Regions from separate parts of the Homo sapiens genome. Here region 2 is linked to region 1. A link is an interaction called in ENCODE POLR2A ChIA-PET data of the cell type or tissue named here. Cell type or tissue: OCI-LY7. All regions are shown on one strand. Links, peaks and the distances in the headings refer to the core of each region. The heading gives the core; the rest is flanking DNA. Region 1 has its middle 23 kb from the start of CSRNP3. Region 2 has its middle 89 kb from the start of SLC38A11.

Region 1 (2,921 bases), core at 157-2,656:
GAAATCAAGTGGTTTGACTATGGTCATGCAGCTGGGAAAGTGATGGAGTTGGAATGAGAACTGTGTCTGGGATTCAGAAGTTCGTGGCTTCCCAGTTCGTTATGTTGAACACATTTTCTGAAGTTCTTTTTAAAAAACACTAGTCTCATCTCATGATCATTCAAAATGGATTGATTGGTTGAATACATTTGAAAAGTGTGTTAAAATATATCCTCCTAATGTTAATTAGCACAAACTTTTGCAATCTTAGAGTAAATAAGCCAGTTTACATTTGTTTAAGACAGCATTTCCCACACCAGTAAATCCTGTGTGCATGTGTGTGTTAACTGTTTGTTATGTGTGTGTGGCATACTGTTTGTTCCCAGTTCTGCAGAACAGTTTGGGAAACACTGATTTAAAGTGTTGTCCTCATTAGATGTATTCTTTTAAGTTTAAATATTAAAGCATCTACATTTATAAAAGTTAATTATCCCTACTGTGTATGTAAACCTCTATCTGAAGGTGCTCAGGGGATTAAATGCAAATTATGGAATTGCTCAGAACTCAAATGTAAATAAATCTATGTATCCATATTTTCTCTTAACTTTAGAGTGATAAGTGGCAACTCTAAATATTAAGACAGAAAATTACCATGGAATCCCTGGAGTTAGTCTCCCTTGGAGGAGCAAGTACATGGCAAGTTGTCCTGTAGATAAGGATAATAAAAATTTTGATGCTTTCAGGGTCAAAAAATTAGCTATCAAAGTAGACAATGAGGAAAAAGTAGAGGATGAGGATTCTGAGTCCATGAGGTGGCACTTTCTGAAAACAATACTAACCCAACACCTTGAGGGGTGATTGTGTTGGTAAACATAAAGAAATAAACTCTAAGAACTATAACCCTCTGGTTAGACGACTGCTGTTTATCCCAAAAGCATCACTTCAAGGCTTGTGGCAGTGACCATACTAGAGGATCCATCCTTTCCCTCTGTTGCTGACCTTTGGGTTCAAGCATTGCATTTACAGAAAGCCAATTCTGAAGCCATCACAAGGCATCACAAATAGAGGGCTCAGATGTGTGGTTTACCCCATAATCTGTATCAGCCTCTCATGCCTCCATAATTTCTTGTATTGCAAAAAAAGCTTTGTCTAGGGAGTGTTTTTTGCTATGCAATTATAACATTAAGACAGTTTTTGAAGGACTATTCCCATTCCCACCATGTACAAATTCTGGTGTTGTCTCTGGAATGATCTTATACTAGGCTCTACTCTGACCATCTTTTTCAGCATGTCCAGCAAGTGGTTCCTGGTTCCATCAATGCTCCTATCTCCTCTACTTCTTACATCTGAGCTTTGAGAAAATTGAAGAATCTTTAGTTTTAGAGACCCAGGCCACTTTACCTAGCAGCCCTGCCACAGAACAAGGAAAATTGACACCTGGATGGTGGTTATGAACTAAACCATCTTTGGCACTTAGAATGCAATTAGCTAAGGCTTTATAGATTCTCTCTTCAGTTGTCAGCATGGCAATATGGGACTGAGATGGATTGGTTGTTCTTCATGAGATCTTGATTCTGGATATCCTGGAATGCATTACAGGGCCTGGTGTGGGGATTTAGAGGAGGACTTAGTCCACTTCTGGACCTATTACTATTTCCACCATATTTTCATCATGTGTTATTACCACTATGTGGAGATAAACTGGCTAAGATGTCTGTGTGCCCACCTCCCAGAGTAATTCAGTAGAAATCTCTGGCCGTTGATTGAGCACTGGTATTTGTTTCAGTTTCCTAGATGATCTGGGCTAAGAATCACCTATGTAGAGAGTCATCTTAATTACACCCTTGAAGTGCACCTTGTGATATATTGTATGGTTTAGGTCCTCTCTAATCTTACCAGCCATACTTCCCTCTGCAGATTTTAGTCATCTTTTGCCTGGTTGATTCTGTTTCCAATTTTGTGTAGTTTCTGAAACAAGGAGCGATGCCTGCTGGATCATCGGAATATAAAATCTCATCAGTGGCCAAAACATTAACTGAGGAAATACAGACACTTCAGAGATACTGTGTGTTCTGTTCCAGACTGCTGCTATAAAGCAAATATCACAATAAGGCAAGTCACATGAATTTGTTTCTCAATGCATATAAAAGCTACATCTATACCTCACTATAGTCTATTAAATATGCAATAGCATTATGTCTACAAAATCAATGTACATATCTTAATTGAAAATACTTTCTTGCTAAAAAAAATGCTTATGATTATCTAAGCCTTCAGCAAGTCTTAAACTTTTTGCTGGTAGAAGGTCTTGCTTCAATGTTGGTGACTGCTGACTGATGAGGGTGGTGGTGGGGTAAGGTTTTGGTGGCTGTGGCAATTTCTTATGACAAGAAAACATTGAAGTTTGCCACCTTGATAAGCTATTCTCTTCTCTGCAGTGCTATCAAATGTGATGCTATTTTATAGCATTGCCCACAGTGGAACTTCTCTCAAATTTGGAGTCAATCATCTCAAATTTGCCACCGCTTTACAAACTAAGTTTCTGTAATATTTCAAGTCATTTGTTGTCATTTCAACAGTATTCACAGCATCTGCATCAGGAGTAGTCTCCATCTCAGAAAACCACTTTCTTTGCTCATCCATAAGAAGCAGCTCCTCATCCGTTCAAGTTATATCATGAGATTGCAACAATATAGTCACACTTTAGGCTCTGCCTCTAAATCTAGTTCTTTTCCTATCTCCAGTACATCTGCAGTTACTTCCTCCACTGAAGTCTTGAACCCCTTAAAGTCATCTATTGATCTAAAGTTGCCTCTCAAAGTTTGGAATCTCCTTGTTCCAGACTCCCATTAATGTTGATATTTTGACCTCCTCCCACGAATCACAAATGTTCTTAATGGTCTGTAGAATGGTGAAATTTTTTCCTGAAGACTTTCAATTTG
Region 2 (2,921 bases), core at 287-2,786, 400 kb after region 1:
GGGAAACATAAACATTTAAACATAAGATCTAGGAATGTGGATCTTAAATTTTCAAACATTTACAATCATGGGGTTCTATTGAGTTCATATTTCACATTTATAAAATCAAATTACTAAAACTAAAATTAACAACTCAATCTTTTATTGGAATCAAGGCTCATGTGTTATTTATGTAGGTAATTCCAGTTGTGACACATAGCTGTCAGATAGCAGTTGCTCAATAAAGTATTTCTGTAAAAATAGCTATAGGAAACAGGACCAACTTGCAGCTCTCACTTGGACAGACAGAACAGTGTGTACAGACTCATATTGTGAACTTCTGCTCCAAGAACTACTGCAGGGACACACCAGGAAAAGCGAAAGAATTCACATACCCTTTGAAAGAAGCGGTTTGCCACTGCAAACTCGATGAGACAGCCAAAAAATCTCAAAGTGTGAAAGAGGATGTCAGTCTCTGAACATACATCCTCACTGGGGAATCTGAAAATCCATATTGTGGGAGAAGAATCTAACCTTACCTAGAGCTGAAATATAAATATATAAATTTATATAAATATAAATTTAGAGAGCTGAGTGAAATAGACAAGTAGAAGCAGCAGCTGGAAGAGCCCTGTAGGCATTCCCGGCCCACAAGGAAGGCCAGGGAAGCCATTTCTGACTTTCTCTCACAGGGGTCCTTGGGGAGGGCTGCCAGTGGAATTGCAGAAAGACCACTAGGAGAAGGAAACTTCTAGCTGAACATTGTAATATGTTTACTTGAATGCAAATTTACTTGGATAGAATCTGGGTGGGGGGTGAGGGGGTGAATGGGAAATGCAGATACCAGCACAGAATCCACCGCAGACTGGGAGGGGTGAAGCCTGAAAGCGCTGTTTGTTTCCTCAGTGGGGAAGTTTGTAGCCTAGGGCAAGTTCTCAGCCCTGCTCACTGGCTGCCTAGATGTAAACCTGGTGCTGTTGGGGTAGTACAAAGGAGTGAAATCGGCCTTTCTGGCTGCATGGGAACTGGGTGAGGCCTGTCATTGCTGGTTTTTCCCCACTTCCCTGCAGACCTGTATGATGCAGCAGAGGCAGCCATAATCCCCCTGGGAACATGACTCCATTGGCCTAAGAACCACACCCCCATCCCCCACAGCTGCCACAGCAAGCCCTGACCAATGAAAGTCTGAGCTGAGACATGCCTAACCCTGCCCCCACCTCATGGTCTTTCTCTACCCACCCTGGTAGCCAAAGACAAAAGACATAATCTCTTGGGAGCTCTATGGCCCTGCTCACCACCTGAGAAACCCAAATACTTACCCAAGCGACCCTAGGGCAAGCTTATATCCTCCCTATACTACTGAAAGTGATGCTCTTTTGAAAGTGCTACCTCCTGGCTGGAGGCCAACCAATTCAAACCATTACAGTAACTCATAATAGAACAACCCCGTCCTAAGAAAGGAGAAATCAACAGCTAACTCCACCGCCTGTAATATCCTGGCTAACCAGAGGTCCAGAGTCTGTCCACATGACAACTTTACTGCCAGCACAACCAACATTTGAGAAAACCAGTGCATTAAACAAAACTACAACTAAGGTCCCACAGAGAAACCACTTCACTCCCTTGCTACCTCCATGGGAGCAGATGCTGGTATCTATAGTTGAGAGACCTGAACACAGATCACTCCACAAGAGTCTTTGCAGACATTGCACAGTACCAGCTGAGAGCCTGGTAGCTCTGCTGGTTGGCTAGACCCAGAAGATAAATAACAATCATTGCAGTTCACCTCTCAGGAATCCTCATCCCTAGGGGAAGGAGGAGAGAATTATTACATCAAAGGATCACCACATGGGACAAAAGAATCTAAACAACAGCCCTTGAGCCCCAAATCTTTCCTTTGATATAGTTTATCCTAATGAGAAGGAACCAGTAAATCAATTCTGGTAATATGACAAAACAAGGTTCTTTTTTACCCCCAAAAGATCACACCAGTTCACCAGCAATGGATCCAATCCAGAAGAAGTCTCTGATTTGCCAGAAAAAGAATTCAGAAGGTCAATTATTAAGCTATGCAAGGAGGCACCAGAGAAAGGTATACACAAACTTAAAGAAAGTTTAAAAATGATACAGGATATAGATGGAAAATCTCAATAGAAATAGATAGCATAAATACAAAAACAATCACAACTTCTGGAAATGAAGGACACACTTAACAAAATGCAAGATACACTGGAAAGTTTCAATAACAGAATAGAACAAGTAGAAGAAAGAACTCCAGAGCTCAAAGACAAGGCTTCTGAATTACCCAGTCTGACAAAGACAAAGAAGAAAGAATGAAAAAAAAAAAAAAAATGAACAAAGCCTCCAAGAAGTTTGGCATTATATTAAATGACCAAAACTAAGAATAACTGATATTCCCAAAAAAGAAGATAAATCTGAAAGTTTGGAAAACATATTTGAGAGAATAATCAATGAAAACTTCCTGGTCTTGCTAGAGATCTAGACATCCAAATACAAGAAGCTCAAAGAACACCCAGGAAATTCATTACAAAAAGATCATCATTTAGGCACATAGTCATCAAGTTATCTAAAGGCAAGACAAAGGAAAGAACCTAAAGAGCTGTGAGGCAAAAGCATAAGGTAAACCTATCAAATTAACAGCAGATTTTTCAGCAGAAACCCCACAAGCTAGGAAGGATTGGGGTCCTATCATTTGCCTTCTTAAACAAAACAATTATCAGCCAAGAATTTTATATACAGTGAAACTAAGCTTAATAAATGAAGGAAAAATACAGTCTTTTTCAAACAAACAAATGCTGAGAAAATTCACCACTACCAAGCCAGCACTATAAAAAATGCTAAAAGCAGCTCTAAATCTTGAAACAAAACCCCAAAATACACCAAAATAGAACCTCCTCAAAGCATAAACCTCACAGGATAGC

What was found. ChIA-PET counts read pairs that join two places held together with the same protein. Peaks named below come from ENCODE experiments on the same cell type or tissue, not always from the same donor. Only the 100,000 strongest peaks of a DNase experiment are listed, where the experiment ranks them.
Region 2: POLR2A ChIA-PET joins it to region 1 with 14 read pairs; 2 of 35 experiments call an interaction of 5 or more read pairs at or near these places.

What each region holds. Positions count from the first base shown.
Region 1 is chr2:165,445,591-165,448,511 of GRCh38, reverse strand. No RefSeq gene overlaps it. Among named protein-coding and RNA genes, the nearest start is that of CSRNP3, 23 kb to the left of the region's middle. In OCI-LY7, for the core only: no CTCF peak of the experiment used is centred there; no DNase peak of the experiment used is centred there.
Region 2 is chr2:165,043,095-165,046,015 of GRCh38, reverse strand. No RefSeq gene overlaps it. Among named protein-coding and RNA genes, the nearest start is that of SLC38A11, 89 kb to the right of the region's middle. In OCI-LY7, for the core only: no CTCF peak of the experiment used is centred there; a DNase peak (open chromatin) is centred at 1,295; H3K27ac peaks cover 1,128 bases.